Linked DNA regions of Homo sapiens: regions 1, 2, 3 and 5 are each linked to region 4. Evidence: chromatin loops called from intact Hi-C (ENCODE). Cell type or tissue: mammary epithelial cell. All regions are shown on one strand.

What was found. A loop is a pair of places that touch in the nucleus more often than their neighbours do. Peaks named below come from ENCODE experiments on the same cell type or tissue, not always from the same donor. Only the 100,000 strongest peaks of a DNase experiment are listed, where the experiment ranks them.
Region 1: a loop joins it to region 4, with 6 times the contacts of the local background. A loop is called at or near these places in 4 of 110 quality-filtered maps.
Region 2: a loop joins it to region 4, with 15 times the contacts of the local background. A loop is called at or near these places in 17 of 110 quality-filtered maps.
Region 3: it touches region 4 in a loop (2.9-fold over the local background); 2 of 110 quality-filtered maps call a loop at or near these places.
Region 5: it touches region 4 in a loop (10-fold over the local background); 2 of 110 quality-filtered maps call a loop at or near these places.

What each region holds. Positions count from the first base shown.
Region 1 is chr16:80,367,550-80,372,549 of GRCh38, reverse strand. All of the region lies in intron 2 of DYNLRB2-AS1 (DYNLRB2 antisense RNA 1), which reads left to right. Among named protein-coding and RNA genes, the nearest start is that of DYNLRB2, 170 kb to the left of the region's middle. In mammary epithelial cell, a CTCF peak has its summit at 2,756 (motif pointing right); no DNase peak of the experiment used is centred here.
Region 2 is chr16:80,082,441-80,087,440 of GRCh38, reverse strand. The region is part of intron 2 of LOC105371357 (a long non-coding RNA gene); the gene reads right to left. All of the region lies in intron 3 of LOC105371358 (a long non-coding RNA gene), which reads left to right. Among named protein-coding and RNA genes, the nearest start is that of LINC01228, 260 kb to the right of the region's middle. RefSeq lists a silencer at 2,641-2,710. In mammary epithelial cell, a CTCF peak has its summit at 2,644 (motif pointing right); a DNase peak (open chromatin) is centred at 2,620.
Region 3 is chr16:79,656,365-79,661,364 of GRCh38, reverse strand. No RefSeq gene overlaps it. Among named protein-coding and RNA genes, the nearest start is that of MAF, 58 kb to the right of the region's middle. In mammary epithelial cell, no CTCF peak of the experiment used is centred here; a DNase peak (open chromatin) is centred at 2,934; H3K27ac peaks cover 1,820 bases.
Region 4 is chr16:79,765,860-79,770,859 of GRCh38, reverse strand. It overlaps MAFTRR (MAF transcriptional regulator RNA), which reads left to right and starts at 328. Exons shown (of 6, transcript NR_104663.1): 1 at 328-413; 2 at 1,638-1,707. It overlaps LINC01229 (long intergenic non-protein coding RNA 1229), which reads right to left and starts at 389. Exons shown (of 4, transcript NR_104660.1): 1 at 333-389. RefSeq lists silencers at 69-118, 43-241 and an enhancer at 239-288. In mammary epithelial cell, CTCF peaks have their summits at 370 and 3,081 (motif pointing left); a DNase peak (open chromatin) is centred at 209; H3K4me3 peaks cover 870 bases; H3K27ac peaks cover 1,638 bases.
Region 5 is chr16:78,120,617-78,125,616 of GRCh38, reverse strand. All of the region lies in intron 4 of WWOX (WW domain containing oxidoreductase), which reads right to left. Among named protein-coding and RNA genes, the nearest start is that of WWOX, 23 kb to the right of the region's middle. In mammary epithelial cell, a CTCF peak has its summit at 2,636 (motif pointing left); a DNase peak (open chromatin) is centred at 2,626; H3K27ac peaks cover 362 bases.

The sequences.
Region 1 (5,000 bases), 600 kb before region 4:
GTGGGAGCTTTGTTCCTTTGGCGCTATGAGGTGAGATCATCTCTTTCAGCTTTTGTTCCTGCCTTTCTGAGCTCATTTGCTGGTTTTTCCCCTAATCCCAGCCCCTTCAGCCCCGAGTGGAGCCTCCGATGACAAAGCTCCAATGGTCCCAGTCGGCCCTGTGAGCCTTCCCTGAGGCATATTTCTTCTTGTTTCTATTTTTAAGAGGCACAAACAAAAATAAAAACAAAAACAAAAACAAACATAGTAATCTTAAAAATGATTTATAATGCCCATGATAGAGATTAGGTCGATGGATTCCAATTTAATTTTCAGAAGGATTTGAGATGTTTCCAGTGTATTTTTTTTTTTTTAGGCCAGAGACCTATGAGATCCAGCATCAGGGTGTCAACTGAGATGAGAACAAGTCAACCCTTGTCAAATGCTTGAAAGTGGTGAATTCATCTGTAAAGATACCCAGCCTCCCAGGAAATGTGCTGTTTTAGCCTGAGTAGGCAAAGGAAAACACAGAGGAGGAAAATGGGCCAGTTCTGCCCAAGATTTGCTTTGATCATTGCTGTTGTTTCCTCTGCTTTGCATTCCCCAAGATGGTCAAAGGTGTGCACTGTGAAGACATCTCATTGCTGGAGGACTTGACAAATTCCTCCAGTGCATTTATTCTGATCTAGTTGCCCACTGGAAAATAAAGGACCTCATTCATCAGCATTTATTCATTTAAAAAATATGTATTGAAAACCCACTGCATTCCAGGCACTGTGTTAGACACTGGGGAAACAATGATGAATGTGATGCATGTGGGTATCTGAAGTTTACAGCCTTGGAGGATGAGTCTTGACCAAACAGCAACAGGGCACTGACAGACTGCAACAGTGCAGAAGGGATGCCTGGTGCTGGGAGCACCTCCAGTGGTCGGGAGATTTCACTGTGGCAGCATGATGGAGCCAGGCCTGAGGGATGGGTAGGGATCGATTGAACCAAAAAGGAGAGGGAAACACACTAGATCCAGAGAGAGCAGCGTGTGTAGAGGCCTAGGGGTGGGAAAAATCGCGATATATGGGAGGAGCCAAGAGGAAGCCAGTGGGCTAGAAAGCAGAGGAAAGAGAAGAGTTTATGATGAGGCCAAAGGAGTCATTCCAGGGACTAAGATGGTGGCCCTGTTGGCCGTCTGAGAGCACACACCACTTGGGGAAGAAACAGTTACCTTCCCAGTCCTGTTTTCCCGTAGATGCATTGTGTGGGCCATCTCTGAGCTTGTCTGATTTCCAAGATGATCTTGACTGAGCATAGAGCCCTTAGAAAGTTGAACCTCAAAGGCAGATGATCTGTAACTTGGGCCTATTCTAGGTCTCCTTTTGGCCTCCTTCAGAAATAGGGGTTTGTCTCTCTTTCCCTTCAGGTCTAGGTTTCTGTTCTGAACCGGGATGTCTTGCTCTGGTGTTGAACTTCTCTCTGTCTCTAGTTTCTTCATTCATTCAACAATGAATATATATATATATATATACACACACACACAATAATATATAATATATAATATATGTATGTAATATATAAACATAAATATGTGTAATTATATATTATAATTATATATTATATAAATTATATATATATATATATATATATGTATGTATATTTTGAGACTGGTCTTGCTCTGTCACCCAGGCTGGAATGCAGTGGCATGATCTCGGCTCACTGCATCATTGCAACCTGTGCCTCCTGGATTCAGGTGACTCTTGTGCCTCAGCCTTCCCACGAGCTGGGATTATAGGCACACACCACCACGACTGTCTAATTTTTGTATTTTTAGTAAAGACAAGGTTTTGCCATGTTGGCCAGGCTGGTCTCGAACTCCTGGGCTCACACAGTCTGCCTGCCTCAGCCTCTCAAAGTGCTGGGATTACAGGTGTGAGCCACCGTGCCTAGGCCTCATGCAACACATACTTATTGAGCACTTATCACATGACAGCACTGGTCTAGGCCTTGGAGATGCTTTGGTGAGGAGAAGAAGGCCTGCTGCCAGCTCTCATGAAGCTCAAGTCCTGTGCTGGAGAGAGGGCTATTGGTCTTTACAATCAGATTATCACTTTCCCCATTCATTGTTCAAACCTCCTGCTATCATCCTCCATGGATCCTCACCTTCCCTTATCACAGGAGCTTGGAGATAGGGCAGACTCTAGACCATTTGCAGTAGACAGCACAGTCCTCTCTGGGTTAGCTCTCAGCTCTGTTGTCTTGCTTCTTGGCTTTCTTGCCACAGCTTAAGGCTGGAGCTGAGATATTACAAGTATCTTGCTGACATCCACCACCCTGCACTGTGACTCCAAGTGCTCAGAAAAGCTACCTTCATTGTTATTTTCCTCTGGGCACATGTCCCTGCTCACCATCGGCAAATCTTCTGAAGGCAGCATCAGTACCGTCCAACAATGGCTTCCCACTCGCCAGCAGTTAATGAACTATTGCTAGGGATGGTTAATGCCCTGTGAAATCAGTCATTAATTGTAGAAACAACTGATTTCAGAGAGTTTGAGGCAATTATTAAAGCCGTTTATGATGGTGTTGGCATAACAAAACACACTGCCATGCTGCCCATTCATCATAAGGAGAAAAGCCAGCACCATGGCTTTGAAGTTTTTCCCTAACAGGGAGTGGTCATGGCTGCGGAGCTCCGTCAGCCCCTGCAGCCACACTCCTAAAACCCTGGCTACATACACTGGAAGTCAGCAATAGTGCTCCTTTGGGGGAAAAAAGGTTCACCTGCTAATGGCCGGCAGAAGGAGGCAGCATCGGATAATGGATGAAGCTGTTCTCTGGCGGTGGCTGTTCCTGATTCTGGTGGTTTCTAAGCAGCAGGCTAGGGAACTGCTGAGAGACAGTGAGGTTTCTCCAGGTGGTCTCTGAGCTGGCATCTGAAAGTGATGATTCTGAGACTTTATCTTTATTTGTTTTGTTTCTGGGGAGAATTTAAAATAAGCCGGTCCCTTTGTTAGTAGTGCATCCAAAACGCATTTATTCATTTGCTCTAAAATGCAAGCTTGCCTCCTGACAGCTCAGAAGTCAGTTACATTAATAGAAACCAATAATAGTCTTTCTCTGAGCTACCTTTATCAAGACAGGGAAGATTTTCAGCTTCCCACCCTCCAGTCTCCCAGCTATTTCTGGAGCCCTAGGGAGTGTTTTGTATAAACACTTGAAGAAATCCTTAAAGGCCCTGATCCTATTGCTCTTGACATCCTCAGCCAAGGTGGTGTGTAGGAATGTCTCTCCTTTAGTCACCCTGCATTCACAGCTACTGGGTCTGCATCAGGCACTGTCACCCATAATATCCAGAGAGAATGGTGACCATGAAAGGTTTATTAACAGGCAGAACTGAAGAACTATTATTGTGATTTTGCAAAAATCATCTAGGCCACAAATGGGTAAGGATGCCAGGTGTATGCTCATAGCAGGCTGGTTTATAATATTGAAATACTGGAATTGCTCTATGTGATCAATCACATAAGGCTAGAAAAGTACATTTTGGTACATCAATATGGTGGAATATTGTGCAGTATTTAATACAGTTATTGAAATCTATGCTTACTGACATAGAAAAAAAATGACCGTGGTATATTATTGAGTGGAAAAAAGCAAGGAATCATATATGCTTGATCCTATTTTACTGAAAATACACGTGTGGGTACATGCATGTGAAAGGGTCTCTGTTGAGACACCCTAATATGTTAACAGTGGTTATTCCGGGAGATTGAAGATGACTTTGAAATTCCTCCTTATACTTTTGAATGCTGTCTGAATTTATTGCAATGAGCATGTCTTGATTTTATAATAAGAAAAAAATCTTTTTGTTAACATTTAATTGAAACCTGTTCTATTTTATTCATTGTGATAAAATGATATTCTGTCAGGATTTCCTAAAGCTCTTTATGTTACTTGCCTTTATTGGCCAAATTAATATGGAATACTATTAGGAAAAAACAATTTTAAATTTAGAAAATTATGAAATCGCCAAAGAATTTTAAAGATTAAGTTGTAGAAGTAGAAAAAAAAATGACTTGCAATTTCTTATCGATTATGTTATAAATCAAAACCAAAGACTGGTTGGGCAACATCAGAGCAAGTAGGTGGGGGCGCGGTGGGGGCATATGCTGACTTGAAGCAAGGATATAGGGGAGGGCTGGGGAGCAACAGCCCTACAAAGGTAATGTTTGTGCAGCGATGGTGGGTGCCGATGATGTATAAGGGTCTGTAGGTCACAGGAGTGATTCTTGGCCACATGAGTCTGAGAATTTGTGATGACTGAATTTTTCACTCTGCCATTAATTTTGAGTTTTCTTAATTTGCCCGTAATTCCAGATTCAGCCATGCCTTTCCCTGGTAATCTTCTGTCCTGTCTCTAAATGTTGGAGGACTTCTGCTTGGCCCCTTTGCTGAGAATTAGCTGTAACAGATACCCAAGAAAATGATCATTTCCGAGTCTCCTTAAATGAGCTCTTTCTCTTGTTAAACATCATTGCATACACCTCTTATTTTAAAATACTGCAGCACAGTTGAGATTTCCCTGAGTGGTGTTTTCAAATTCCAATGCAGGGAGTTGTTTCTTTAACAAAATTTGATGCAAAGTGCAAAACCTGAAACTTGAAATAAAGACCGTGAATCAAGTTTTTATCTAACTTATGAAGCAGCTGGAGGAAGACAGCAGAAATTATTTAAAACACATTGTACAAAATTAAATATGTTAGAAGAATTACCTTTGGGGATGAATATAAACAACAACAAATATACAGTACACCTAAAATTATCTTTGTCATCATGGCCTGAGGAGAATTCTGGGAAAACAAAAACAAAAACAAACAAAACAAAACAAAAAAGCTACAACACAGTAAACACTAATATCATCCTATTAATGACTGAGCAAAAAGAGTATTCCACAAATTATATTTTTTTCTATTAAAGAAAAAGCCTGTATATTGTCAGAAGTTTTCTAGCTTTGAGCAGACAGGTTATGA
Region 2 (5,000 bases), 320 kb before region 4:
GGTACCAAAACAGAGATATAGACAAATGGAACAGAACAGAGCCCTCAGAAATAATGCCATATATCTACAACTATCTGATCTTGGACAAACCTGAGAAAAACAAGCAATGGGGAAAGGATTCCCTATTTAATAAATGGTGCTGGGAAAACTGGCTAGCCATATGTAGAAAGCTGAAACTGGATCCCTTCCTTACACCTTATACAAAAATCAATTCAAGATGGATTAAAGACTTAAACGCTAGACCTAAAGGCATAAAAACCGTAGTAGAAAACCTAGGCATCACCATTCAGGACATAGGCATGGGCAAGGACTTCATGTCCACAACACCAAAAGCAATGGCAACAGAAGCCAAAATTGACAAATGGGATCTAATTAAACTAAAGAGCTTCTGCACAGCAAAAGAAACTACCATCAGAGTGAACAGGCAACCTACAAAATGGGAGAAAATTTTCACAACCTACTCATCTGACAAAGGGCTAATATCCAGAATCTACAATGAACTCAAACAAATTTACAAGAAAAAAACAAACAACCCCATCAAAAAGTGGGCAAAGGACATGAACAGACACTTCTCAAAAGAAGACATTTACACAGCCAAAAAACACATGAAAAAATGCTCATCATCACTGGCCATCAGAGAAATGCAAATCAAAACCACAATGAGATACCACCTCACACCAGTTAGAATGGCAATCATTAAAAAGTCAGGAAACAACAGGTGCTGGAGAGGATGTGGAGAAACAGGAACACTTTTACACTGTTGGTGGGACTGTAAACTAGTTCAACCATTGTGGAAGTCAGTGTGGCGATTCCTCAGGGATCTAGAACTAGAAATACCATTTGAACCAGCCATCCCATTACTGGGTATATACCCAAAGGACTATAAATCATGCTGCTATAAAGACACATGCACACGTATGTTTATTGTGGCATTATTCACAATAGCAAAGACTTGGAACCAACCCAAATGTCCAACAATGATAGACTGGATTAAGAAAATGTGGCACATATACACCATGGAATGCTATGCAGCCATAAAAAATGGAGAGTTCATGTCCTTTGTAGGGACATGGATGAGATTGGAAATCATCATTCTCAGTAAACGATCACAAGAACAAAAAACCAAACACCGCATATTCTCACTCATAGGTGGGAATTGAACAATGAGATCACATGGACACAGGAAGGGGAATATCACACTCTGGGGACTGTGGTGGGGTGGGGGGAGGGGGGAGGGATAGCACTGGGAGATATACCTAATGCTAGATGACGAGTTAGTGGGTGCAGTGCACCAGCATGGCACATGTATACATATGTAACTAACCTGCACAATGTGCACATGTACCCTAAAACTTAAAGTATAAAAAAAAAAAAAAAAGAAAGAAAGAAAGATCATCTAAGATTAACAAACACATAAATCCTAGATGTAGTAATGGAATCTGGGTCAGTCTAGCTTCAGAGCCCATGAGTACAACCAATGGACACTGTCCATTGCAAGAGTTTTTCGTTTGTAACCAACATCAGTCTCTTAACCAGGTATCACTGCATCTATCCTCATCATAACTGGTGAGAGAGTCAGGACCCACAATAAGGTATCCATTTCCGGAATGAAGGCAGTGAGGTACTGAGATCCATTTATTCACTCATCAAATATTTGAGTGTTTGTTGAATGAGTACAGTGGGCAAAATGCCACATTTGGTAATGAGGATGACAATACTTATGGTCTTAGACTAGAACCTGTTAAAGTGTTCCTAAGGCTTGATGACATGTTAAGTGGGACCAGTGTCCTTAGTGCTGGCCTGAGTGCCAAGTTCTGTGTTCCCCTTGGCCATCTGTATGGGAGTCTTGTCATCTAATAGAGAAACCTCTGAACATGCTATGTCTCCTTTGACGGATCCCTTCCTCCTCTGAGCCTCCCTCTCTCACTAAAGAACAATAAGGCTGCATTCAATAATTTCCAAAGTCTTTCCAGTTTTCAGGTATAATTCCGCATCCCACCTTAAAAAAAATATGGTTTCTTATGACACAGAGGGAAAGACTAAATCACACAAATGAAACAATGAGTGAGAAAAGTGACATCACATGTATGAATCAATTTGTATTCAGTTCAAAAACAGGCAAAACTAACCTATGGAGCTAGAAATCAAGATACTCATTACCCTTGGAGCAGAGGGTAACTGTAAGAGTGAAAGAAGGATGCTCCTTTAGGGACCAGATGCATTCTGGGTTTTAATGTGAGTGCTGTTTCCACCTGTATATTCACTTTGATGTTTTGCCAACCTGTATTTTTGCCAATTTGGGCTCTTTTATTTATGTCTTTAAAAATACCTTCATAAAATAAATTCAAACAGAATCTAAAGAGAGTGGTAGGGTAGGAAGTGCTTCTGGCGGCATCAGAAAGAGGTCAGGAGCTCCTGACTTACTTTGTGACCAAGGCAAGTCAACTCACCTTCCCTGAGCTGTGGGAGGTCACTCAGGGCAACCGCCTTATTTTACAGATGAATGCCAGAAGGTCTACGCAATCAGCACTGGGTGGCTTTTCCCACTTCTGAGCTTGGATGGGTAGAGGACAGGCTGTGCCTGCAGCATATACCCTGGAGCCTGGAGGCCTTGGAAGGAGCACACTATCCTGAGTATTCAACAGGTGGCAGTCTTTGCTCAGTGTCAAGATGCTTTGGGTCCGCAGGGCTGCTTTTTAAAGGCAGAATTAGCTAGGACGCTAATCTTGAGGAGAAAGGTTTCTCTATTTCCCGGGGTGGGGGTCTTATCCCAGGAGGTCCCAACTCAAATATTCCTGCTCCTAGCCATTCTATTTAGGGTTCTCAGTTCTTCCAGGAGGAGCCTGAGACAGGAGGCTCCCCAAACCCCATTCTATGGAGCAGTTTGCCCCAGCCATTGAGCCTGCCTCTACTGGGGGTCATGGGCCTCACTCAGGGTCTTCCTTCTTGGGGGTATATCTTTGAAAACAAGAGAGAGAGAATTTTCTGGGAACCTGGGTGAATGCTCCAACAGAGAAGGGAGTGTGAATATTTCATTAAGGTGGCTCGAGGTATTACACAACATTACAAAACCAAGTGTGTTGGCAGGAATCTGACAAGCACATTTAAATGGGTGAAAATAGCAGGAAAAGAGGCCCAGAGTGGGGAAAGACTCAGGGAAGGCCTCTGTAGGGCCCTGAAGGGAGGGACCAGCCCTTTAGGGTCTCCTGCCAGGTCTATGTGAAGTAGCCTCCATCACCATCTGCCCTCACCCCAAGCGCATTCCAAGGTGACGGTGCACTCGGTAATGGCAGGACAGGGGTGACATTCAGCAGCTCACGAACTTCTACCCTCAGACTGGGTAGTTCTGGAGGATGGGGAGTTCTCACGCAATACCTCCTTGGTTTTGACCTCTCAAAAGGGCTGGAAGAGGCTTAAAACTCAGAGCTACTCCAGGAGGCTGCCCTAGAGTCTCAGATGTCTGGATTAAGTGATAGTCGAGGCTGGAAAAATATACTGAGACCTATTTGTTAAGGTTGTTGTGAGGTTGGGGTATACCATGGGGTTCAACGCTTCTCTCTAGTTGATGGACAAGAAGGAACAAAGGCCTCTTTATTTAAAGCATTGAAGATTTTCTCCTCTGTGTCGTATCTCATCATGTTTTCTTCTATAAAACAAGCCTATTTCTGCGGAGATAATGAAAAGAATAATATAAAAACATGCATTGAACTATTATAGGACCAGATACTCTACTAACTTTGCACTTCTTATTTTTTTTATAAAGCACTGAAGTACAAACTATTACTATCCCCATTTTACAGATGAGAACATAGAGGCTTAGAGAGGTTAAATAACTTGCCTAAAGTCATGCTCCTAGTAGATGTCAAAAAGGAATTGAAATCTAGGCCTGTTTGAATCCAGAGCCCACATACTTTATCTTTCTTGGTTGGAGAATGTGTCAAAAACCTCCCTGAATTTTTCAACTCACTCATAATCCAAGGGAGGTGTGGTGGAGGGGAATTCATGGAACAAGACAAAGAGTAAAGACATTGGAACAAGAGAAAACCTGGGTCATTTATAAAGTATGTCTCTTGTTCTGAGCACTTGGGAAAGCAACTTTACTGTGCAGAGCCTCTGTTTTCTCTAGTTGCTGTGAAAATGAATTGAAGAACTATCTGTAATGTGACAAACCTGTTATCTGGCATGAAATAGATATTCAATTAATGTTAAAGCCCTTCTTTTCTTCCAGCTTCCCTGCACCTGACTAGCTAGATCTAATTATCTTACAGGGTTGGTTCCTTCTTCCCAGGAAGAGTTTCCTCAGAGAGACTGCAACTGATGACTCTAAACCAGAGCTATGTAACTGTTGGATGTTCTCTGCCTGCACCTTGAACTCCCATCTCAATACTTAATTACATTGTACTGTACATTGTTTAATTATTTATATTTCCCTCTATGACTGACAACTTGATGTGGCAGAAAATGTGTCTACCTGGTTCACTATGGACTCCCAAACTAGTAGTAGAGAGACTAAAATGTTAGAGTACTAAATAAATATCTGTGGATGGATGGGTGGATGGATGAATAGGTGAATGGATGGATGGAATGATGGATGGATAAATGTATGGATGGAAGGATGAATAAAATGGAAGGATAGGTTAATGAACGGGTGGATGAATGGATGAGGAGGCCGGGGATGGAAAGACAGATGGATAGATGAATGGATGGAGAAATGAATGGATGGACTGATGAATGAATGGATGGATGGGTGGAAGTATGGATGAAATGGATTGATAGATAAATGGACAAATGGATAGACAGCTGGATAGATGAATGGATGGAAAAATGGATGGATGGGTGGTTAGATGAATGGATGAAATAGATTGATCACTGGATATAAAGGATGGTCTGCTTAAGTATCTCAATTTATAACATTGTGTCTATCTCACATGTATACACACCGGTGTTTTGGGGAATGTTGTCTGTTTACTATTAATTCCTTGGCTTTTATCATTGTAGGG
Region 3 (5,000 bases), 110 kb after region 4:
TGTCTGGCTCCAAGGGTAATGTGTGCCTGCTCCCATTTATTTTCTTACACTGAGCTTTGCGAGCTCTACAAGAGCCTTGCCTTTCTCAGGCCTGGACAATCACCTGTGCTGTCTCCACAGGGGGATTCCTCCCCCCATACTGCTGGGTCCGTGGACAGCCTCTCAAGCCACCTTATCACTTATCCACAGAAATTTTTTCTCCTTTAAAGAAACCAAGCATCACCAAATCAATATTGAAACATATATCTGGTTTCCATTTCTAAGGGAAAACATAGAAGTAAAGAGGTCATCGATCTTTCTTTTTTTTTCCAATTTTATAATGTAACCCAATATTTTTATAGAGATACAATTCACATAACCTTAAATTCACCCATTTAAAATGTACAATTCAATGGTTTAAGCATATTCACAAGGTTGTGCAACCATCACCATCTTCTAATTTCAGAGAATCTTCATCACACCCCAAAAGGATATCCTGTTCCCATTAAGTAGTAACTCCTCATGAACCCCTTCTCTCAGCCGCTGGAACCACGAATTTACTTTCTCCCTCTATGAATTTGCCTATTCTGGCATTCCATGTAAATGGAATCAGACAGAATGGTGTAGCCACATCAGGTTTTTCTTCTGTCCTAAGTAAACCTGCCTGGTTGATAAGTGAACGTTGCACGTTGTTGGGTTGTGCACCACAAGTCTAATATTCACCATTTCTTCCTTCACCCTCCGTTCCATTGTCAGTTTGCCATTATTTTGTGGCTCCCTTTGCGTGGGCATGTTTGTAAGCTGCTCCAAACCCTTTTTGGAATTGGGCAATGCGAGAATACATAAAAACATTGATTCTCAAATCAACCAATAATGAAATTGAATCCTACAAAATGTGGCTTTTGTGTCTGGCTTGTTTCACCTCCTAGCATGTTTTCAAGGTTATTCCATGTGGCAGCATTAATCAGGACATCATTCCTTTTTACAACTGAGTGATATTCCATCATGGGCCATAACATGAATGTGTTTATCCATTCACCATTTGGGTTGCTTCCACCTTTTGGCTATTGGGAATAATGCTGCTATGAACATGTATGCGATCCGTTTTATTGTACCTAATTAGAAGGGATTCCAGACAAGATCCAGTGGCTTCCAGAGAGCTCTGCTGGCATAGAGGCCTGTGAGCAATTTGCTCTTCTTACACTCCAAGTCTCTGCGGTGAGATGTCAACACCCCTTTGGAATGTACCCCAGGGTCCAAGAAGGAGCAGTGGGTTCATGTGCAGAGACTACATTGTCCTTTCCCGTAGGGGAAGTGGGAGAAGATTCTCCATCTAAAATACAAAGGGTTTCATGAAATGAAGAAACTTAAACTTGCAGAGGGAACCACTCCAAGGAGCCGAGTCTCATGCTAACCTCTCTTTCATGGTTATTTTTGATGCTAGATCCACTGAAATGCATTATGCTGCATTGATATATGGGATACACAGTTTATATGGACTGCACACATTAAGCAAGATACATACATATTTTAAATGTAATATGATATGTCATTATGACTTTTTTTGTTTTCAGGATTCGCTTTGAATAAAATTGTAAAATACCTCTTAGGAGGGGTTGGGGACAAGTAAAAAAAGTTATGTCCAAAAGCTCCAGTAATCAAAGGCTTTGGGTACATGCTTTTGTCAATAATTTTAAGAGCTATTAAAAGCATTAAAAATAAGAAAGGACTTCTGTTACTTGGTCACCAAGAGCTCTTCCAAGTTCCTATCTACACCAACCCTGACTTCTCGCAGCCTCTGTAGAGGCATGTACCCCATGCCTTAACGTGAAGCCACGAGTCTCAGGCTATGATCTCACCTCCTTTGTCCAAGCACATCCCAAAGAACATGTCACCCAGCAGCGTTTCCAGTGACAGCAACACAATACAGGCATTTCAGTAGCACTTGGAATAAATGTTATTTTCATTCCAAATGCAGTGGTGGGAATCAGAGAAACAATGGCCTTTTCCTGCCCGATGATACAAGTTAAAAATATTGCCTGCTTCTTTGCTAACTCCCATCTTAGCCCTGCACATTTAAAAATACACCCGTCACTGGCTCTGCATTTGAAAATGTATTTTGCATCTGATAATTATGATGCATTTAAAGGGCAAAATTAGAAAGCACAAAATTAGGCTGCCAGACTTAATTAGCCCATTCTTTTTTCTAATGGGTGGAATTCGGGCAACCGTGGGCTCTAGGGGCACAAAGACCCCTAATGGGCGTAGTGGAAATTCACCCACATCTCTATAAACTCAGTCTCTCAGCGAACCAGATCAGGGGGATTAACTGCACAATGAGAAATGTGAGACACACAAAACAAGACAATTACACCCTCTTGTCCTCAAGAAAACGATGTGAGTGCAATTACAGAGTAATCTATCAACAGATAACAGAGGACCACGCACGTGGCCTCCCAGAGGCCTGATGTAATCACAGTGGCATTATGGGCTTATAGGTAAAGAGACGAACTCCGAGCTTGACGTGACAAGTTTTCCAGGATAATTATCACCCGTACCTGCCTGCATGTGAAGACCCATTTCCCGCACCAGCTCTGACCTCGCTGAATGATTACTGAAATGCCTTCCTGTGCACACTGTAACTGGCCACTGCTCCCAAGGACCATAAGCTCTTCACAGAGGGGTGCACTGAGCTGGCCAGGATAGGACTGGAAACTTCCAAGTGCCTTCCAAGGCTGTCCACTGTATTCTCTGAAATCTGATTCCGCGTCCTTGATAAAGTTATCTTGACGGCTGGCTGCGTGGAACTCACCCTGTACCCAGCCGGGTGGATCCGTCCCCAGCATTCAAGGGGAAAGTTCTGTCTGTTCAAGTTGCCATGGTCCTTCGCAAGCCACGACAGGCCATGGGAAGCCGAGTCGAGGCGCCGTGATCCCAGGTATGAGTCACCCTGGTGAATCAGCTGTGTCCGTACTATTTTTTTCAAGCTGTGGTTTTCTTTATAACAGAGACTGTGTTGTTCATTTTGCAGCCAGATCTAGAAAGCTTCTGTATGCTGAGAAAGGAGGCCTACTGTACTATGTCCACTAGACGGAACCTAAAAGGTCCGCCCCTGCTACAGGCCGCAAGGAATGTTCTGAAACAATCCATGGCACAGCTGCAGAGCTATGGAAGGGGCCTGAACCCTAACTCTCAGTACCTGGATGGTCTCTGGCAAGACACTGCACCTCTCTGAGGTAAAACCCTCAACTTGTAGAGTTATAAAAATTCATTCATTCAAGAAAGTGGCTTTCAACTAGGGGCCATTATGCACCACCACCCACCAAGGGGACTTTTTGGCCATGTTTGGGGACATATTTGTTTGTCACAAGCACTTTCTTTACCATTCTTTTTTTTTTTTTTTTTTTGGGATGGAGTCTCACTCTGTCGCCCAGGCCAGAGTGCAGTGGCGTGATCTAGGCTGGCTGCAACCTCCACCTCCCGGGTTCAAGCAATTCTCCTGCCTCAGCCTCCTGAGTAGCTGGGACCACATGCACGCGCCGCCATGCCTGGTTAATTTTTGTATTTTTAGTAGAGACGGGGTTTCACCATGTTGGTCAGACTGGTCTCAAACTCCTGACTTCATGATCCACCCACCTTGGGCTTCCAAAGTGCTAGGATTACAGGTGTGAGCCACCATGCCCAGCCTTCTTTACCATTCTTTATGAGGCATTTGATATTATAGAAAAATCCTTTAAGTCACTAAACAGTTGGTCAAGATTCAGACCTTCATTTTTGTTTCAAGATTTTTATACAAAATGTATATGATCTCAAATTACATAGACCGGGATGTAGGGGAAAGGAGGCAAGTAAACTATGGTCCGCTAGAGTCACTATGTCAATGTTATATTTTTTAACCTGGTTAACATCTCTTCATGACAATTTTTAGCTATTTCCTTCCAAAGAGCCAAAACAGGAGAAATACGAGAATAGGTTGCTAAAAAAGGTATAATATATTTCAGTTTCTAAAACTTAGTAATTGGAATTTTCCCAGTTCTGGGCAGCATTGCTTTACCCAGAGTCCAGTCTGATGATAAAATGGTGGCCTCAACCAGGATTCCCGAGAGAGAGAGAAAGAGAGAGAGAGAGAGGGAGAGAGAGAAACATTCAGGAGCTGCACACAAACAGGCAACCTGCAGATCCTCAGAAGAATGAGAAACGTTGGAAGGTTTGGGTAGGAATCTCTGGGGGCCTCTTAACTCCTTGCAGAGGCACCTTACTTCTACAGCAAACACAGCTCTCTTACCCCTTGTATCTGTAACACCCAAATCCACAGCGGACAGAACAAAGAGCGTGGCGATTGTCAGGGAGGAAGAAAGAAGAAATTCAGCAAAACCCCAGCATGGGATAAACAGAGCCCAGGCAATGCTGAAAGTTTCCCACATGCCAGGTTCATACAGTGCTTGATTGACCATTCAAGGGAACACAGCTGTTATGGGGGAGGGGGAGGCAAGGTAGAGCCTGAAAGAGGAGGAAGAGGACTGTTTGCAGACTAGACTATTCAATTGACTTGGAAAGAATTCCCCTCATGCCTCCCTGCATAAAATAGTTGTCTATTTCAGATGGATTACTGCAAACTCCCAGATAGAGCCCTTAAGTGCTGTTTACACAGTGAGCTAATTGCGGTAATGGAACCCACCCCATCTTGTTCCTCAGCTTCAGGCCAGTTTCCCTCATGAGCTTCCATAGTAGCAGCCCTATTTGTGGATCTCTCTCTCAGCCCCATACTAGGAGCCTAAGTGGGAAATATGTAATTATTCACTTTATGGCTATTGACGCCTCCTCCAGTGCGACTGGCCATCACCACCCAGGGCTTTCAGGCAGCAGGGATAACAATCAAACAGAGGGGGTCTGTCTGGAATCAGACTGACCTTCATTCAGGACAGGGCCTGGGGCTCACCATCACCAGAGCCTTGCCTGTAGAGGTCCTGGGAGTTTGAGTCTGGGTAAAGTTCATATTGTGAGACACGTCTTTCAGTAGT
Region 4 (5,000 bases):
AGAAAGAAAACTTAGGGCTGGGGTGTGAAGGGTCTCTTGGTTTGTTTTCCTGGCTGGGACAGCGAACTTCTCCGCAGCCAAGTTTCTGGAGCGGGGCCGGCCGCTTCGCGGCTCCCATTGGTCCGGCCGCGGCTGTTGCTAGGCGGATGGACCAATGGCGCGCGAAGGGCGTCTGGGCTCCTCCTCTTCTGGGCCGCGGCTGGAGCCCGGGAAGCGGCGGCGTCCGCGCTTCTCCCGGCGGCTCTTTCTCTTCTTCTTTTTTTTTTTTTTTTTTAAGGCGGGGCGGGGCTGGGGGCGCGGCGTCGCGGAGCTCGGGCCGGTGGAAGGTTTACCTGCTAGGCTCGTCCCACCTGTGTGGAGCTCCCATCGCCCTCCAGCGTTGCGCAGCCTGAAGGGACAGGACGGACAAGCGGGTATTTTTTCCCCCTCACGCAAATGTGTATTTTGTGTTTTAATAATTTTATCAACTCGGTGAACTCTCGCGAGAGCACTCGCTGCGTGTCTTGCCTCTGTCGTCCTTCCCAGTCTCTAACCGGCCCCTGGGCCACCTCTCACAATTGAGCCCCCAGCCCTTGAACACACGCACACACGCACACACGCTGAGCTACCGCCAATGCTTGAGCCCCCAGCCCTTACACACACCCATACACGTGCACAAACACACACACACGCTGAACCAACTTCAACACTTGAGCCCCCAGCCCCTAGAGAGAGACACACACACACACGCTGATGCGGGAGCATTTAGCACAGTTTCCTTGCTGAAAAAGCAGGACCTCGGTTTAGAAAATGGAAATTGCCCAGGAGGAAAAGAGAGCTGAGATATATGCAGCCCCAGGTACTTAGGGTTAGTAATAATATTGTTAATAATACTATCGTTTCTGAGGGGTTTCTACCAGATACTGTGTTGAGTAGTTGCCATGCTTAATCCTATTTAGAGCTTGGTGTGCCCATGGGTAAACAGAGGCACTGAGCAGGGGAGGCAGAAGCAGGACTGGAAACTGTCTGTGTAACTTTGGAGCTCTTGGTTCTATCCACTTACTGGTGTGGTTGCATGGCTGTACAACTGCCCATGTGGTTATGGCCCCCATCTGGGGATAGGTCTCAGTAGAACCTACATCGCCAGGGCTATGCCAGCCTTATGCAGTCCTATGCATAACTACCAATTCTCAGAATGAGCATGTTTATCACCCTTGGCCCATCCTGCCCCATCACTGTATTTAACACTTGCATCTTAGGTGGATCTTCCTCAATAATCCTGGAATGAGTAGAAAAGACCCATGTTCTGTGTGTTTGGGGAACATCTTATCTTCATCCTGCAACACACATCCACCTCGGCAGCTTCCCCTCAACTAATGTGGGAACCACAACTCAGAGAGGAAAGTGACTGGATCAAGGCTACTCTGATCAAAGCTGGTCACTTCCCACATCTGTGAGACAGCAGAGCCAGTTCTCTGCTTGGTGAAGCAATTCCGTAAAAGCATTTCTCTAACAAGTGACTGCAGACTTCACGTGAACTCAGCTGCATACTGGAAGTCACTGTGATTCTAATTTTATGAAGAATTATCAAGTTGAGCATATTTAAAACTGTGTGGGGCTTTTTTTCTTATACAGTTTCCTTTTTTCTTTTTTTCAAGGTGCCTCCTTCTAATTCATCTTCACCATTGTGGTTGTCAATATGGCATGCAGAATTATCCCTCTTTCCAGGTGAGGACGCGGAGACATGGAGACACATGTAGCCCAGACACATAACAACACAGTAGGCAGGCCCAGTCTTGGAGCACAGATTCTTCCTCCCCCTCCCCACACCTTAGCTAGCTTCTTTGCTCTCCCTGAGTGCCTATGGCTTACAAGTTATCCATTTACAACAAAAGGTTGTTTATTCAGAATGTAGGGACTGGGAATACAGAAGCCAAAAAAAAAAAAATGAAGTGAGAAATGAAATCCCTTCTGTTTTGTTGTTTGGAAACTGCCTGGGAAGTGGCCTGCCAGCTAGGAACAGGGTTGGCTGGTGAAGAAGCCCCTGGCATGACATTTTTCTGCTTAGCAGATGCCTGTGTGCCACCCTCGCCCTTGCTCTGAGCCTGGCAGTCAAGGGAAACGTGTCTGTACTCACTGTGCTATTGTCTAAAAGGCTCAGCAGAAAGGCCCCAGCTAGCTTCCTTCTTCCCTTCGCAGCAGGAGAAGACCTAGGCATGCCCACCTCCTACCCTAACAGACAGCACCTAAGAGATGGTTCTTTTGATAACTTAAAGGAGATATTTTTGAACGTCAACACAAGACAGTATCGCCCAGCAAGGGAGAGGTTTTCGACTCCACCCATCCCCAGAGACTCACTTGGTCTCAGAGAGAGAGTACTGTCTCCTTTCCTTAAATCCCCCTAGCTTAAAAAGCCTAGCCAGAACCCTGCCTATAATCTTTCGCCGTAAAGTTTATCTTCTAACTTTTCTTTAAAACCTATGGAAAATAAAAATCGGGATTGGAGCAAAGCAGATTATTCTGTTTGCAGAGGCTGATATAATTGCTGGCTGTTTTCCCTGGGATCGCACTGTAACTCTTTAGGCAGCCCTGAATTTTAAAGGATGTTTGCAAAGCAGCTTTCTTCCTGAACACTGTCCTAAATCCCTCCTGTTGTAACCCTCCACTCCCTCTGTTTGCCCGGCTTTGCCCGGTGCAGTGAGACGCCTATCCACACAATGGTTTGTCTCTCCTGCTTTCAGTTTTCTTTTCAGCCAACAGCCTCACAAGCATTCTTTCTCCCTTCTGCAAGTATTCCTGTGGAGTGTGTTCTGCCTCTCTGCTAGACGCTGGGATATAGGGAGCCAACACAGACAGGGCTTACAGTCAAGTGGGAGAAATAATACCCAAACTTTCACAAACCCCAGCTTAACACTACTACAAAGATGTATGTTCATGACACAGTGACAACATACGCTAAAGGGACTTAAACCCAATTAGAGCAATCAAGACAGGCTTCATAGAGGAACAGACCTGTGAGGTCTCATAGATAGACAGAGGGTAGAAGTTGGAGATGAGAGTAGATAGAAGTAGAGCTAGCACAGGCAAGTGCCCTCTGCTGGGCTTCGCATCTGCCCTGAGAACAGTTAACAGAGCCTGTTCAGGCCAATCCACTTTCCATGGATGGGAAATTACTTTTTATGGAGACTGGTAAAAATTAGCTTCTCTAAGAACACTGGTCTTTCCCTTGAGACAAGAAATTGGGACCATATGTTTAGGCCTGGTCTTGCTAGGTGGGTGTACAGCTCACCAAAAGAATAAAATCAACACATTTTTCACTGCTTCCATAATCAGGGAGTGGGAACGTTGGAGTCCTACTGATTTTTGCCTTGGCTCAGGGTAGCTTATATTATTGAGAAAGGCTAAACTTTCAGTGCTCCTGTATTGAAAGAGTTCAGATTCAAATTTAACTGAGATTTATTAAGTGCTGACTAGGAACCTGGTATTTCCTAAGTATTACCCCTTGGAAGCCTTACAAGAATTCTAGGAGGTAGAATTTTTCAACCCCTTTTCACAGATGAGAAAACCAAGGACTAGAAAAACCCCTGGATCCTCATCCCAAGTATTTGTCATGGATACATAAGAGGATAAAGTCTTCTTTGACAGCTCACCAAATGAATGTTTTATGTCACAGGCTCACAAAATGTCAGGTTCAGACAGCATTTCATACAAACATTTTTTTTTCAATTATTTGCCACTGTTTGATCTTTAACATCCTTGACATGTCCAGCCTCAAGTTGAATCTCTCTTCTCTTAGGAAATTCACTGCCCTTTTGATGAAGCCAGTTTGACTTTCAGATCTTTGATTGTTCAAAAAAGCTTTTAGCCTTCAGACTTCCAATTGGCTCAAACAGGAAACATAACCATTTTAGGAATGTTGTGGATATAATGTTTAAGCAAAGGTAATGGGCCTAAACAGAATCAGGGTACTAACAGCAAAGCTCATTACTTGGTGATTATGCCAATTTTGCAAATAAAGGAAGAACTCAGAGTAACTTCATAAACACCATAATCTAAGTGTTTAAGAATCCCTGAGGGCTAGGCTCATCTCCTCTTGACCCTACAACCTCTCCTGCGTTCTTGGGATTCTAAATTGCAATATTAAGTCATTGAATTGACCATTCTTCTCCATGGCCTAACAATGGAAATCCTTCTATACCTAATACCACCAAATTGCTGCTCTGAGGTTTACCTTTCCACACTTCTATGCTGGGGTTGGAGCAGAAAGGGCCATGAAGTTGACATATTCGGAGCCAATGATGAGCCAAACCTAGAGTCAGTTTCCTAACTCCACCGGCAACCTATGTTCTGCTTCATGTTGCTTCTCCAGTTGGGTGCTCCCTTGATAGATACCAATTGGATTGCACCTGTCTTAAGTATCAATCACAGCAGTCCCCTCCACCACTACCAAATAGAACCTCTCTTAATTCATCCATCCATCCAGCAAATATTTACTGAGCTCCCACTATGTGCAACAGTGAGGGGGTGAAGTGAAAAAGCAGCCCTGTCTCCACTTTCATGACATGTGCAGTTTTGTGGAGGAAAAAAGATAATATTTAAAGGGCAAGTAGTGAAATGCCAAAGTCCAATGATTATGCATAATCAGATTTTCCCTTCAAAAGTTTATCTTTGGTTCCTGAGAATAGAATGGAAGACAGAGAAGCAGACTTTAATCTCAGTCCGTTGCTAACAACATTGACATTTTATGACCTTTACTAATTTTTTTCAAGTACCTATCAGGCTGTGAGGTTATTGTGTATGTTGGCTTGTTTACCACTTGATGATCTTCCTTTACTGCATTAGAATGAAAGTTCCATGAAACGAGGAACTTTTCTAGCTTACTCACCTCTGAACCTCCAGCCCCTATCAGAATTTCTGGAACCAAGTAAAAACATCATCAGATTTTTTGAGCTAACACATGACTTTCTCCTTAAACCTGACTGAGGCAGGAGCGCTAGAAGCAGCTCAACATCCAGGTGAGC
Region 5 (5,000 bases), 1.6 Mb after region 4:
GGGCTGGGTTTACAGGCGTGAACCACCATGCCCACTCCTAAGCTTCAGCTTCTGAATCCAGGATCCAATGCAGTCTGGAAATGACATCTGCCTTGGCCCTCCCCGCAGATGCCACTCCCAGCACTTGACCGGGCACAGAGCGAGGCTTCACGGGTTTAAATAAATTGGTTGATTCCAAACTCAGGATTAACAAAATGAATGAGCTGCTTAGAAAGAGCTCATTCAGGAGTGTGCTGTTATTCCTCCCAACAGGATGGTGGCATGTACAGTGGAAGGGGCCCCAGGCACAGACTCAATTACCCTTTGATCTATCCTGCAGGCACCCGCCGCCCAAGACCTGTATGATCTCAAGCACGTTACCTCACCTCCCTTCTCTTTCCTTTCGACATTATCACAAGACAGCTGTAAGCACGGTGCTGAGAATTAAATATGACAAGTACGGAATCTTCATAAATTTTAAACGGCTATCAATGTAATACAACATGATAATCAATAAATACGAATCTGTAACAATTAAGTACATTGTAGAGGTAAGGGTAAAAATGAAAAACATTGTATTAGCTTTAACTTCAGTTTCTGTGCAACTACAGAAGAAATTTGATTCTGATTTTGTTCCTCTTTATATGAAATAAACTTCATACAAAAGGCTTAGCTCCGTTCATCTGGCTAGTTATCCTCCACCTAGGTAGAAATAGTAGAGACACTGAAATAGGTTTCCTCCCCGCCCCCATCTCTCTGTCTCAGATCTCCTCTTAGAGTCTAGTGAAGAAACCTTGTCTTGCTTTCAGAGAGCACCATATGACTATGGCTTCTAACATGAAGGCTCCAAAAATCACAAAAAGTAAAACCATCAAGCACAGCCTGGTGAGCAAATAACTCAAAGACTTAAAACAATTAGATTTAAACCTTGTCACACAATGCAACCCTTCCTATGCACCCCATTCAGTTAGGCTTGTGTAGACTGAGACCAGCTCTTCATGAAATGTACCGTTATTTATGAAGCCAAAGGGAGATCACAAATTTAGGCAAGAAACTAAAAGCGAGCTATTGGAACCTGCTTTTTGATCCATCTACTGGTGCCTTAATTTAAGACATCTTTCCAAGAAGGCCTCCTAGTGACCCCAACCTTATTTTGGAGAAGGCTGAGGATTCATATCTACTCATGTATAGGCTACAAAAGTCCAAGAAGGTCTGTGTCATACCAAACAGGCAACGGTCAAGGGGGTTTCAACTGTCAGCATCTTATTTATTATGAAGTCTATAATAATTCCCAGAATCGCCATCTAGTTTTAACAATTTATTAGATAAACAACGAACACACTCGTATATGAACAACCAAAATATCTTTACTCTGGTGAAATAGCTTTGCAATGTTACAAGTATATTCACAATGTTTTTCAGGCTCTTGCATTTTCAAAAGAGAAAAAGTTGCTGAAAAAAAAATTATATAAATAAAAGTATATAATATAGCATATTCGTTTTTGTCCCCATTTAAAAATTTGAAAATAAGCAGTTTTGTAAAGCCAAAGTGTATTCCTTTCTGGGCCAAATTTCTATTTGACAGCTGAAATATGCGATTAATGGGCTGCCTCAAACCATAATTACACAGCCAAAACAAAAATTACCCTCCCTAAGATTGTACATGGAGAACACTGGCTATCTGCTTCACATTAAGTAGCTGGTTTAATATGATCCCTCTTACTTAAGAAACATATACTGTACTGAGCCCAAAAGGACACGTTTTCTTCTACAGCAAGAATGTATCATTAATAAACAATTTAATTACAATAAATTATGTAACACTGGGTAAGGCTTGTAGCAGGGGGCAAGGGACACTATATTCTTAGAAAAAAACATAGGGTTGCGGGTGCAGTAGCTCACGCCTGTAATCGCAGCATTTTGGGAGGCCGAAACGGGTGGATCATGAGGTCAGGAGTTCAAGACCAGCCTGGCCAAGATGGTGAAACCCCATCTCTACTAAAAATACAAAAATTAGCCAGACGTGTTGGCAGGTGCCTGGACTCCCAGCTACTCGAGAGGCTGAGGCAGAAGAATTGCTTCAACCTGGGAGGCGAAGGTTGCAGTGAGCCAAGAATGCGCCACTGCACTCCAGCCTGGGCAACAGAGGAAGACTTCATCTCAAAAAAACAAAAAAAAAAAACAAAAAAAAAAAAAACAAAACAAAAAACAAAGAAAAAAACATAGGGTCACCAAGGCGTTCAAAATGAACCTTAAACAGAGGTATTAATACTTAAATATTACAATTTCCACTTAGGAAAAAAAAATCATATTATTGCTAGGCCAGCACACTCAAAAGCAATAATGTCATGAAAACACATGCCCTTGTGTGATTTGGCAGAACAGGCTGCTCCCTGAACACAATGGGCCTTTTTATTAAGTGGATCCCTTCATCCCTGGCATTTTATACAAACAAAACAAAAGAGAGAGAAAAAGAAACAAACACGACACTAGTAACAGTCTTCAGTTTGAACTTCATCACAGAGAATTAGAAGACCTAAAAGATATGTTAGAAAAGTAAAAGACATTATTTAACCAAAATGAAAGCAAGATGGACTGAGAGGAACAGAACTATATTGCAATGCTGCCTCTTTTGTTTAATTATATCAAAGGGCAACAGAGCCCTCTAGTGGAAAAAAATAAAAATATATAAAGATGGTTCTGCTTTTAGATTAAAGGAAATATGTACAACACCCCCGGGCATGGTGGCTAGTGTCTGTAATCCTAGCACTTTGGGAGGCCAAGGTGGGCGGATCACTTGAGTTCAGGAGTTCAAGACCAGCTTGGCCAACATGGTGAATCCCTGTCTCTACGAAAAATACAAAAATTAGCCGGACATAGTGGCTCACGCCTGTAATCCCAGCTATTCAGGAGGCTGAGGCAGGAGAATCACTTCAACCCGGGAGGCGGAGGTTGCAGTGAGCTGAGATCACGCCACTGCACTACAGCCTGGGTGACAGAGCAAGGCACCGTCTCAAAAAAAAAAAAAGAAAAAAAATGTAAAATAACATCTTCCATTACAATTTTTATTGTGCCACTCTATGATGTAAAAGCAAAAGATCAAATTATTTTAATTGGGTTTTAAGTAAAACAATTTCCAAGTTTTCAAGCTTTACGTAATGCTACAAAACCTCAAGTAGAACAAAAATCTATTATTAATTTTTTTAATTATGGGTTTGACCCACTTTGTCATTAAACAATAGTTTGTATGACTCTCATTTGTTATGCTGACACCATAAAAAAGTAATTAAAATCTAAACCTACATGCAGGCATGAAATTCAACTGATGGCCTCATGTGACAAAAAAGTTTCAGTTGAGATCTAATCAGGTTCACACTGACAGTAGCCCCCCCTTATCCTCGGGAGATGCGTTCCAAGACCCACAGTGATGCCTGAAAACTGGATAGTACCAAACCCTATGTATTCTATGCTTTCACCTATACATACATACCTAGGATAAATTTTAATTTATAAATTAGGCACAGTAAGAGATCAACAATAATAATAAAATAGAACTATAACAATGTACTGTATAAAAGTTATGTAAATGTGGTCTCTCACACTCTCTCTCTCTCAAAATTAGTATTTTCAGATGCCTGTTGACCTCAGGTAACTGAAACCTCAAAAAGTGAAACACGGGCCAGGCACAGCGGTTCACACCTGTAATCCCAGCATTTGGGGAGGTTGAGGCAAGCAGATTGCCTAATGTCAGGAGTTCAAGACCTGTATGGACAACATGGCAAAACCTTGTCTCTACTAAAAACATAAAATTAGTAGGGAGTGGTGGTGTGCACCTGTAATCCCAGCTACTCAGGAGGCTGAGACATGAGAATCACCAGGCCCTGGGAGACAAAGGTTGCAGTGAGCTGAGATCACGCCACTGTACTCCAGCCTGCGCAACAGAGTAATACTCTGACTCAAAAAAAAAAAAACTGAAACACCACGGATAAGGGGGGACTACTGTATACATGATTACAAATTTATTTTAAAAATATATATAACATACACACACCCCTATTATAAGCATTTTACATGAGATTACCAAATTATGAGATGATGCTCATTAGAATGTTTTAAATTGGTCTCTTCCTTTAGATATTTACTTCTCAAATACTTTGATCACGTGATTTCCATGTACACTCAATGTCCAATAATATCTCAGTGTAAAATGGTTAAGTCATAAGGTACTAATTCTCAATTTTTATATAATGTCATTTAAGGACTTTGTCTAACACTGTCAAGAATCTCCATAGTTTCTTAGAACAAAGTAACTTCAAAATAATTTTACTTACAATACCTGGGTATAATTTAGCATAAGATAATAGTAGGCACAAATGTTTTTAATTTAAAATGGAGTTCCAATGCCCAAAAGGTTATTTCGATTATTTCAGAATATTTTCCTTTCCTTAATGAGCACCAGGTTTTTAAAAAGATAAATGCCAAGATCCCACTAGTTTAAGTCTGGTCAACAATCAGAAAGGAAACTAATCAGGCATTTCAAGATCCCAAGTGCAATGATCTCATATGAGTGTGTTTTACCCATGAAAATGACTAAATGTAAGTTAGCTATGGCCCCAGATTTATGGGACCTTTTGGAATAACTAGAAAAAAAAAAACCATCAATGACATGCTTTAGGCTCAAAGGCAAAATTTAGTAACATTTAGGTATGGAAAAGAAAACAAAGAAGCAAAGGTGTAAAGGAAGCTGGCGTAGTCCATAATTGGGAAGTGTGGATTTAAAATCTTAGGAATGAATACCCTTCTCTACATGAAGAAAAAGTAATTTTCTTCTATTCACGTAGAACTGGTAAAATTTGCACAAGATATGAATTCATCGTGGTGACAATTTGTAGGATCAAAGAGTATGGCAACTACAGTTCACACTGTAATTTCAACACATGATTTAGAAACAAGACCCTAAGTTTTAAAAAGTAGGCTCTCTAAGCTAAGACAATCAATTTCAACATCACACTATAATTACA